Linked DNA regions of Homo sapiens: region 2 is linked to region 1. Evidence: read pairs that join two places in POLR2A ChIA-PET (ENCODE). Cell type or tissue: B cell. All regions are shown on one strand. Each heading gives the region's core, and the rest is flanking DNA. Links, peaks and the distances in the headings are about the cores only.

Region 1 (5,413 bases), core at 281-5,280:
AGGGATTAAGGGCACATGCAGGGAGACTAGTTAGGGGCTCTTAATAATTCAGGAAAGGAATACTAGACCAGAGTAGGAGCAGTAAAAGTGATGGAGACAGGAGGCAGAGAAACTAGGCAGACAGGGGTAGGTCCCTTGTAAAGCCCCAGCTTCAAGCCCAAAAACCTGAAACCCATCGCTCAAAGTGAGAACTTCTCTCCCTGTTTGCCTGCTCTCTCCTGATTGGTTCTTTCTGAAGAATGTCTTTTTACCAATCGAATATTGCCTTTTCCAAAACTACCTGTGGTCTGCTCCCCCTGATCCTGTGCCTATAAAGACCTGAGACTCAACTGGTAAAGAGGAGAAACAGCTGGACATTGAGAGGTCACTTGACTTCAGAGACAATGGCTGGATGTTAAGAGAGGCAACTTGACTTCAGGGGAGAGTGACCTGCCCTTCCCATTGCCTTTCCAGCTCCCCTCTTTACTAAGAACCACTTTCACTGCTCAATAAAATTCTTCACTTTCCCCATCCTTCATTTGGTCTGCATGACCTCATTCTTCTTGGGCACCAGACAAGAATTCGGGACCCACCAAGTGAAGGTACCCAAAAAGACTGTCACACTGGCCCTTTGCCCTTGCTGGTGAAAGGCAGCCACCCCATGTGACAAGGCAAAGGGGCCCACTGAGCTGATAACACACTGCTGTCTGCAGATGGTGGAGCTAAGAGATCATTGTAACACACCCTCTGGGGCCTTGAGGTTTGGTACTGCTGGCACTAAAGCGGCTGGCCAGTTCCTGCACTTGCTTGCCTACATGCTCCCTCCCACGAGGGACCAAATGGGATGGGCTGAGTAAATGGACACCCCTGTCATGAGTCCCGCAAAGGGGTCAAAAATCCTGCATCAAAAGTGGTGAGAGTCTAGATTCTAAATATGTTTTAGGGATAGAGACAATAAGATTTCTTGAAAAACTGAAGGTGGTGTAAGATAAAGAATGATTTAGAATAATTCTAAGGTCTTAGGCTTGAGCAGCTGCAGGGATGGCCATTGTTATTTACAGAGAAGGGAAAGATTGGGGTGGGGTTTTGTTTTTTAAAGCAGGAGGAATAAAGATCAGGAGTTGTTAATAGATATGGTAAGTTTTCAGTGTGTATGAGTTTGGATATTTGTGTTTTAGTTTAAGGGTGAGGACTAGACAAGAGACACTAGTTGGAACTTATAGGCAAGGAGATGGTTTTTAAAGCTAGGAGACTTAATGAGATCACCCAGATAATGTGGGTCAATAGGATGAGGAGGCAAAGTGAGTGTCCAGTGAGCTGAAAGGGAAACCAAGAGTGTGTGGTGTCCTGGAATCCAAGTGAGAAAATGTATCTGGAAGAGGAAAATGATCATCTATCTCAAAAGTTACTGTCTGATCAAGTAAGATGATGAATGAGATTTCATATTGGATTTGACACAATGTGAGTATGTGTATATATGTGGGGGGGGGGCATGATGGTTGGTTATTTGGACAAGAGGAGTTTTGATGGAGTGGCTGGGGGGAAAGCCTGATTAGAATGATTTTAAGAGAGAAAGGAGAAGAATTGGAGATTCTTTAAACACCTAGGGTTATTCTGCTTGAAAATGGAACAGAGAAATGGTGCAGTAGCTGGACAGTGACATGTCATGAAGAAGGTGATATAGTCGGAACAAGTTAATAGATTTTAGAGAAAAGAGAACATTGGTAACTCTGGTGTCAGCCCTCAGCAAATCCACTTCTAGGGATTCCTCCTAAAAGATAATCTGATAGGCCGGGCGCGGTGGCTCATGTCTGTAATCCCAGCACTTTGGGAGGCTGAGGTGGGCGGACCATGAGGTCAGGAGTTCGAGACCAGCCTGGCCAACATGATGAAACCCCATCTCTACTAAAAATACAAAAATTAGCCAGGCACGCCTGTAGTCCCATCTACTTGGGAGGCTGAGACAGGAGAATAGCTTGAACTTGGGAGGCAGAGGTTGCAGTGAGCCAAGATCACGCCACTGCACTCCAGCCTGGGCTACAGAGCAAGACTGTGTCTCAAATAAAATTAAAATAAAATAATAATAATAATGTGAATATTCAAAGATGTAATCTAAGTATTCAAAGATATATATTGTTGAAAGACATTTTAACACATCTTACATGTCTATACCAACAAACAACTGGAAAGAAAATGTCTACAAAATGAGATCTGGCTAATTTAAGATATAAACATATAAGGATATATTATCACCTGAAAGAAAGATGCAAACATGTTCACAACATATTATAAGAAATGTGTCAGGAAACTGCATATTTAGGCCAGGTGTGTTGCCTGGGCAATATAGTGAGATCCCATCTCTCTCTCTCTACATGCACACACACACACACAGAGAAAACTGCATGTTTATTATAAATTTGCATATCTGCATATAGAAGCACTTTTTTTTCTAAGTAGTGAAATTAGGGTTTTCCATAGGACTATGGATTTTATTTCTGAGGATCCACATTTTGTAATTTTTCTATGCATATGTGTTGCATAAGCAAGACAATAGTTGTCAGATTTGCCTATCTTTGAAGAACTGCATAAAAGCCACCCTGTGGTAATATTCTGTAATTTCCTGCCCTCCACCTGAATTAGAATGAATCACTATTTCCTCTGAATTCCCACAGCACATTGGTTAATCCAATATTACAGAGTTATTTGAATCAGCTTTGTGTTATTTCAAAAGTAAATTAGGAGATTGTTAGCTGACTTACAAAAGGACTCACTGAGGAGTGGCATGAAATAGTGGTCTCTGCTGTGACTTACAGCTGATGAAGACATGCTTAGCCTATAGAGCCAATAGCCTTTACCTGCTATAATGGCTTACAGAAATGCTGTCATATTTCAACTCTAGAAAGCTGTTGTATTTCAATTCTAAAATCTGTAGATTTTTAAGGATCACAGTCTTTTTTTTTAGATCTCCACAGCGTATGCTCATTTGTTTTTCATGAATTATTTATTTTTCACACTAAAAGACAGAACACTTCCTTTTATTTCCATGAGTTTTTAACCATCTCATATTCTCCTGTTCAGAACTTTTATAGACTGATGTTAATTACAAACACTGACTACAATTTCTGAAGATCAGATTAGCTATCTATAAAACTTCTTTAGGTATTTCAGAGCTGAGAATAGAATAGTATTTATATTTTCTACTTTATTCTTTTACTTCTTTCTTTTTTGAAAATGAATTGAGGTTTTCATCCATTTGGCTGCTCTGTTTTGTTTTGTTTTTTTTTTCTTCCTTAATTTCCTTGAACTTGACACAGTTGATTTGCTATTATGTTTTCAAGAACTACTGACACTTCTACATTTTTTGGTCTTATTGGTTGTGGGTTTGTTGGCTGTAGGGAAGTTTGTTGTTGTGTTATACGTTTCACCCTCTGGGCCAATAATAGAGAAAAATCCCCAGAAAACTAATGGTCAGAGATGATTCAAGTAAACCAGATGACTACAAAAAAGGTAGCTTTTCCCCCCTACATTCAATTTCCAGATTAGCAAATGCATTTGAATTTTAGTAAACTGGTCATTATACTATCTCAAGATGCTGTTATAAGAATTAAATAAGCTTATATTTGATTAGGGTGACAGAAAAACTAATCAGTAGACTGCAAGCAGTACTGTGACTAATCACCCTGCCTGGATCAGACTTCCACGGAGACCCAGGGTTCATCTAAGGGTCACAGATCTGGTCTTTGTTTTTCTTAAACTTTGGCCATGATAATCTAGAAGGAAAGCAACAAAGAGTTTGAGTAAATCCATTGGCAATATGGACGGAAAGAGGAAGATAAACGAGTGATTTTTTAAAAACCAACCAAGAATGATGATGAAAAAAGAAAAATGATTGATATAAAATTTACTTTGGAAAAGTATAGGCATCTATGAAATTGGAAGTTTGAACAGAAAATTTAAAAATATTTTTGTCTGTGGAGGAATAAATAATTAACCTAAAATACAAGGCAAAGGTCGTCTGCCTTAATTTTTTTTTTTTTTTTTTAAATGAGACAGCGTCTCCCTCTGTCACCCAGGCTGGAGTGCAGTGACAAAATCACAGCTCACTGCAGCCTTGACCTCCTGGGCTTAACCCATCCTCCCACTTCAGCGTCCCGAGTAGCTGGGACTACAGGCGTGTGCCACCGCATCTGGCTAATTTTCATATTTTTTGAAGAGACAGAGTTTTGTCATGCTGCCCAGGCTGCTCTCAAATTTCTGGACTCAAGCAGTCCTCTCACCTTGGCCCCAAAAGTTCTGAGATTACAGGTATGAGCCATGGTGCCTTGCCAGAAGTTTTATATATGCAAAAAATAAAGGGGAATCACTTTGTCTCTATTTCCGCATCAGTGTTTCTAAAAGTGTTATCAGGACTATACTATATAGACAGATTCAAGCAACCTGAGGATTTTCTTTTGGCACTATGTTACTCACATGTCAAGCTAACCAGAGAGGAGAAGTTTCTACATATGTAGACAAGTGATAACCAAGTTCTACGGAGCATAGCACAATTGTGGGTAGAATAAGGTGATACAAGAGATTGGAGGAAAAAAACAAAAAAGAAAAGATAGTCCCTAACCTCAAGGCATTTACCTCTTTTTTGTTTTATTGTATTCTATCACAATTAGTTTCCATCCATCGTTTATAATCAAAACAGAAGCACAAACAATGCACTGAGAACTCCCTTCTCAATCAAAACATAAACATGGGGAAACATTCAAAATAGTGCTGTGTCACTGGACTCTCTTTACTACTGGAATTGGGTATAAATGACACCTCGCCTGTCATCTGTGCATGGCCATTCCCCCAGAGGCCTCACAAGGCTACAACGTACCAGGAGAGCCTATGCATGGCCCACGTTACATTTCTCTTCCTGATCCTGCCCTCATTTTTGAGGTTTTAACCAGGAGGCAAAATAAAAGCTTAAAGAAACAACAATGAAAAAATTATTCAAAATCTGCTTTGAATCAGTTTTTGTGTAGCAAATGAAAACTAGTTTTCTTTCTGGATATTTATGAGAAATTGTATGGGGGAAGTTTAAAAAAGATCTGTAATACCACATTATTATTTTTCACAGCGTTGGCTGTACGTGCAAACTATCGGCAATAACCCGAATGCACATGTATAGGAGGGTGGTCGAATAAGCCGTGATGCATCCACATAGACGGCCGTGCTATGCAGCTGGAGAAAAGAATAAAGAATGTCTCTGTGAACCGGTATGGAATAATTTCCAGGATATATGAAATTTAAAAAGCAAAGGATAAAAGAGCATCTAGAACACTGGTTAGCTAACTTTTTTCTGGAAAGGGCCAGGTGGCAAATATTTTAGATTTTGTAGATCACATGTTCTTGGTGGAGACTACCCAATTGCAGTTGTAGTGTGAAAGCCATCACAGCC
Region 2 (5,352 bases), core at 53-5,052, 1.6 Mb after region 1:
ATGCCAGTACCACATAGTCTTGATTACTTTTGCTTTGTAAAAAGTTGTGAAATCAGGAAGTGTGAGGCCTCCAGCTTTCTTCTTTTTCAAGACTGTTTAGGCTATTTTGGTTACCTTGTATTTCCATATGAATTTTAGGCTTGTTAATTTCTGCAAAAAAGGCAGTTAGATCTTCCTCCTATTTTTAACTGTCCCCGATATTCTTTCTTTTGTCATGACATTTTTTTTTCCTTTTTGTTTCATTTACATTTCTTGATTTTCATGACAGCTGGACTCAAGTTTTGCTTCTTACCTAGTGACTACTGAACTGATCAGTGAATTGTAGATTGCAGTTTTCAGGTTTTCAGGGTTTTGGGATTTATTGTCATTTATCACAGCCCAGCGGTGGGTGGTTTTCCCTCCCTGCCCTCCTCTCTTCCTTCCTCCTTCCTCACCCCTCCCTTCCTTTAGTCCCCTCCCTCCTCCTTCCTCCCTTCTTTCTCCTTCCTTTCTTTTCTTCCTTCCTTTCTATTCTCTCTCCTTTATTTCTTTGCTCCTTCCCTCCTTTATGTTGTCTTCCTTCCCTCTTTCCCGTGGGTTTAGTGCTTATGAATTATGGGTGTTAGTAGACTCTGGCTTTGAAATAAATGAGAATCACCACTTACCTTATCTACCTCTTACCTAAAACTTAAATATTTCAGTGTGGAAAGTCAGAATATTTTTTGAAAGATTTATTATAGAGATAAACTTGTCCTTTGTGATTTAGTTTCTTATGCAAATATATATACATATATGAAATAGAACTTTAGAGGTCATATAATTTATCACCTTATCTAATGCATAAATCTACCAAGTGGCTTTTAAATGTGCTTTTACTATGTTTCTATATTGCCTTGTAAATTTGATAGTGGAAATCTAATGAAACTTCCTAATTTTTGTTAGGATACTGTGTAAAGACTCTGATTTTTGTAAGAAAAAAACTTATAAAAATTAATTTTCCTGTAATATGCTTACTAGTTCATGCTCTTTCTGGAAGTAATTCCTATCTGTGAATATATCCAGGGTGCATAGTTTAGCATCCTGTGTTTTGCAGAGTACATTTTAGCATTAAGATACAAGATGAAGAAATGGAGTTTATTATAGATTTAAATTGGTTTTATGTTGATCTGATATGAAACCTTCTCTGAAATGTTACCTTAAATTTGGAGATCACACTGACATGCTCTTTGCTGTGTAAATCCTTTAATGACCTCTGTTCCCAACCGCAAATTCTGACTTGTTCAGTTTTGTTGAGCCAGATGTCCTTGTACTCAGTACCCTAAAACCCAGTTGTTGGCTGGTATGTCTGGTAATGAAGGGAAGACGTCAGAACTTCAGATAACCTACCCTTCTATTCATGACCCTGAATGAATTCAGATAAAGCAGATATGAATTTGTAGAACTGGCAGGGGCCACAGCCTTGACCTACTTGGCTGTGGGATCAGTGGTGCCCAGCTATTCTGGTTTTTAAATTATGAAGTGTTTCCAGAGGTCATCCTTGTAGGCATTTCTTTACGGAGTTATTGCTTGGCCTTGTTCTGAAAGATAAACTAGAGCTGCAATTCAGAAGTTTATTCCATAGAACAGTTGGTGCAGATTTGTAGGCTTAGTGTTTATACACTCAGTCTCCAACTTCTCCCCAGGGTGGGAAGTGGAAGTTGGCTTGGGTTCTGGCTTTACCTGCAGCTTCCATGGTTTTATGCTGTACCAGATAGATTCTTGCACACCTCATGACCTGTGGTGCAGCTGGGATGGCTCTTTGGGAGTTGGGACAATTTCTTGGAATATGTATAATCCAAGCAAGTCCACAAATTATGTTCCTAGTGCAGGAATGGAAACTGTATATTTTATGACAAAATTTAGACTGTGGATCTGGGAGACCTGTGGTGTTTAATCTTGGCTCTGCCACTTACTATTTCTGTGTTCTTGCTTCTCTAAGCCTTAGTTTTCTCATCTATAAGGTGGAGATAAAAGCAGTTACTGCCGGGCAAAGTGGCTCACACCTGTAATCCCAGCACTTTGGGAGGTGGAGGCGGGCAGATCACCTGAGGTCAGGAGTTCGAGACCAGCCTGGTCAACATGGTGAAACCCTGTCTCTACTAAAAATACAAAAAAAAAAAAAAAAAAAAAATTAGCCAGGCATGGTGGTGGGCACTTGTAATCCCAGCTACTTGGGAGGCTGAGGCAGGAGATTTGCTTGAACCCAAGAGGTGGAGGTTGCAGTGAGCCGAGATGGCGCCACTGTATTCCAGCCTGGGCGACAGAGCGAGACTCTGTCTCAAAAAAATAAAAAAATAAAAAAAGATAAAAATAAACAAATAAAAAATAAATACATAAATAAGTTAAATTAGCTGCTCACGGTGGTGTTTGCCTGTAGTTCCAGTTACTCAGGAGGTGGAGGTGGGAGGATGTCCTGAGTGTAGGAGTTTGAGGTTAAAGTGAGCTGTGTTTGCACACTGCATACCAAGCAGGGTAACAGAGTAAGACCCCAAAGACCTCTAAAGAAAACAGTTTCTGCTTTATAAGTATAGGCTTATTGAGAAAGTTAAATGAGATCATGCACGTAAGGAATTATGCACAGCGCTTGGCAGGTCATAGATTGCTGGAAGAAAAAGGACTTCAGAGTTTGTATAACCCATCATCTTATCTGATGCATGAATCTACCAAGAGGCTTTTAGATGTGCTTTTATTATGTTTCTGTACTGTCTTATACATTTGATTGGGGGAATCTAATGATGACTTCCTAATTTTTGTTAGGATACTGTATAAAAAGTTCTCCATTGCCGCACATTGGTGGCTACATGATAGAAGAGCATGATCCTGAAAACACACATGGTAATACTGATCCCCAAAGCAGATACATGTTCAGAGAGCTGAGAATTGACCCCGCAGAGTCACTTGTCCCAGCTTCTGAGATGCAGTGAGACAAACACATCAATTAGGGCCAGGAAGTGTGCCTTGAGTTTCAGTTCTGCCTCTTACATAATCTCTCTGCCATGAGAAAGCTGATGTCTTAGCATAGTTTTGAGCATTAACTGAGAAAATATATATTAAAGAAGCAGGCCTATAGTGGGTGCTTTGCTAAAATTTATATATTCACAGTGTGGACTTGTGATTTTGAGAGGTCTGCGTTTCATTTTTCTGTTGCGGCATAACCACAAAAAAGTGTAGTGGCTTCAAACAACAACCTGTTATTATCTCTCACAATTTAGTGGGTTGAGTGGGTTCAGCTGTGTGACTCTTCTGTTTCACATAAACTTGGTTGGGTCTGAAGCCATCTGGGGGTTTGACAAAGCTGGAACATCCAATAAGGTTCATTCCCATGACTGGAAGGTGGTGTGGGCTGTTGGGCCTCAGTTCTTTTCCATGTGGCCTCTCCACATGACCCGGTTGGACTTCTCTCATGGTATCTGTGTTCTGAGAGGGAGCATTCTATGAGTGAATGTTCCAAGAAGAAGGACATGGAAGCTATCAGTCTGTTAGGTTTTGATCTCGAAATTCTCAGAACATTATTTTTGTCTGCATCCTATTGGTAAAAGCAGTTACAGCACCAACTCAGTCTCAAGGGAAGGGGGGTAACTGAATGGGAGAAGGGGCATATGCATGCACAGGGGTAAGGACTTGATGGGGGCCATCTTTGGAAACATCTACCATGGTCTGAACATTCTTGCATATGTCATCTGGGTGTGCACATGTACAGGTGGCTGGCTGATCAGCAGGGCAGTAGCTTAGTCCATTTTCTGTTGCTTAAACAGGATTTCTGAAACTGAGTAATTTATGAGAAATGAAATTTATTTTGTACTGTTCTGGAGGTGGAGAAGTCCAAGGTCAAGGGGGCGCATCTGGTGAGAGCTTCCTTGTTGGTGGGTACTCTCTGCAGAGTCTCAAGGTGGTGCAGAGTATCACATGGCAAGGAGGCTAGCTTAGGTCTCATTTCCTCTTTAGTCACCAGTCCCACTCCTGCGATAACCTGTTAATGGATTAATCCATTCATGAGAGCAGAGCCATCATGACCCAGTCACCTCCTAGAGGCCCCACCTCTCAATACGCCCATATTGGAGATTAAATTTCACCATGACACTTGGAGGGGACAACTGTTCAAACCACAGCAGTAGCTCTGTGCCTGTTTTGCATCCATCAGATAGCCAAGTCATAGAGGGAAACTGAGGCCTTGAGAACAGTCATCAGATTTTGAAAAAGTAGCAATTGAAATTCAAAATAGAAGGTACCTGAATAGATTCAGCAAGAATAAGCTTTGCGTGAAAACTTTTTTTTCCCTCTGTAAATTTTCAGTTTCTATAGATAGGGTGGGTAGAAAACACACTGTCAGAATACTGCACCTGAGACTTTTTGCTAACCAGTCAGAAGAGCATATGCTTGTAAACTGACCTGTTTCCCCACATCTTTGGGCATATTGAGATTAAATGGTTGAACAGAGACAAGACAGCTAAAGATCTACCCTGCTGATGTTTGAAGTAGAGAAGGCAATGAACAATCTTGTAAAAATCCTGTTTACTCATCCAAGACTTCATCTTAGATGACTAGTTATGCAGGAAAACAGAGATGGTTACCTTTTAAAAAGATACACCAGGAGTTTGAGACCAGCCTGGGCAACATAGTGATGCCCCGTCTCTACAAAAAAATGAAAAAATTAGCTGGGCATGGTGGCGTGCACCTGTGGTCCCAGCTATTTGAGAGGCTGAGGTGGGAGGACGGCTTGAGCCTGGGAGGTGGAGGTTGCAGTGATCTGTGCCACTGCACTCCAGCCTGGGTGACTGAGTGAGAGCCTGTCTCAAAATAAATGAATAAGTAAATAATATAAAGTAAATAAAAGATACATAATGCTAACATGCATCCGGTATGTATTATTTCATTGCAGCCTTGGAAATAGGCAGCATTTGCCATTTTTATTCTCTAGCTGTGAAGAGGGCAAGGCAATGAAGGGGTGGATTCACAGAGAGTACAAGGGTAGCAATGGTGCTAGAAACCTCCAGGAGACTGGGAGGAGGAAGGGGGAGAGGACTTTCCCCAGGGGCAATGCAGACATTGGCATGTGGTTTGTGGACTGCTTTAATTCACCTGCAACCTGCCTGTCCCTAGAGGAGCTTGCAGCAAGCATTATAGTTTCCAGATAAAGACAGAGGACAGGAAGTGTACTTTCCCTGGTATAATTTCCCTCGGTGCTTTACCCTGTTTAATTCCACTTGGCTTTAGAAACTCAACTAGGAGTTTATTTTTCTTTTTATACTTTTCTTGAACTAAGCTCTCTTCCCCCCTTACCCTCACACACTCACTGTCTTATTTCTGATGCTGCCCATTGCTGAACCAGTTGAG

Evidence for each region. Peaks named below come from ENCODE experiments on the same cell type or tissue, not always from the same donor. Only the 100,000 strongest peaks of a DNase experiment are listed, where the experiment ranks them.
Region 2: POLR2A ChIA-PET joins it to region 1 with 5 read pairs; 1 of 35 experiments calls an interaction of 5 or more read pairs at or near these places.

The regions. Positions count from the first base shown.
Region 1 is chr6:138,370,168-138,375,580 of GRCh38, reverse strand. No RefSeq gene overlaps it. Among named protein-coding and RNA genes, the nearest start is that of SMIM28, 5.0 kb to the left of the region's middle. In B cell, for the core only: no CTCF peak of the experiment used is centred there; a DNase peak (open chromatin) is centred at 2,590.
Region 2 is chr6:136,762,477-136,767,828 of GRCh38, reverse strand. The region is part of intron 1 of MAP3K5 (mitogen-activated protein kinase kinase kinase 5); the gene reads left to right. It overlaps LOC124901410 (a long non-coding RNA gene), which reads right to left. Exons shown (of 2, transcript XR_007059786.1): 2 at 3,790-3,988. Among named protein-coding and RNA genes, the nearest start is that of MAP3K5-AS2, 19 kb to the left of the region's middle. RefSeq lists enhancers at 3,050-3,099, 3,770-3,879, 4,160-4,209. In B cell, for the core only: no CTCF peak of the experiment used is centred there; DNase peaks (open chromatin) are centred at 93, 2,968 and 3,898; H3K4me3 peaks cover 1,952 bases; H3K27ac peaks cover 4,912 bases.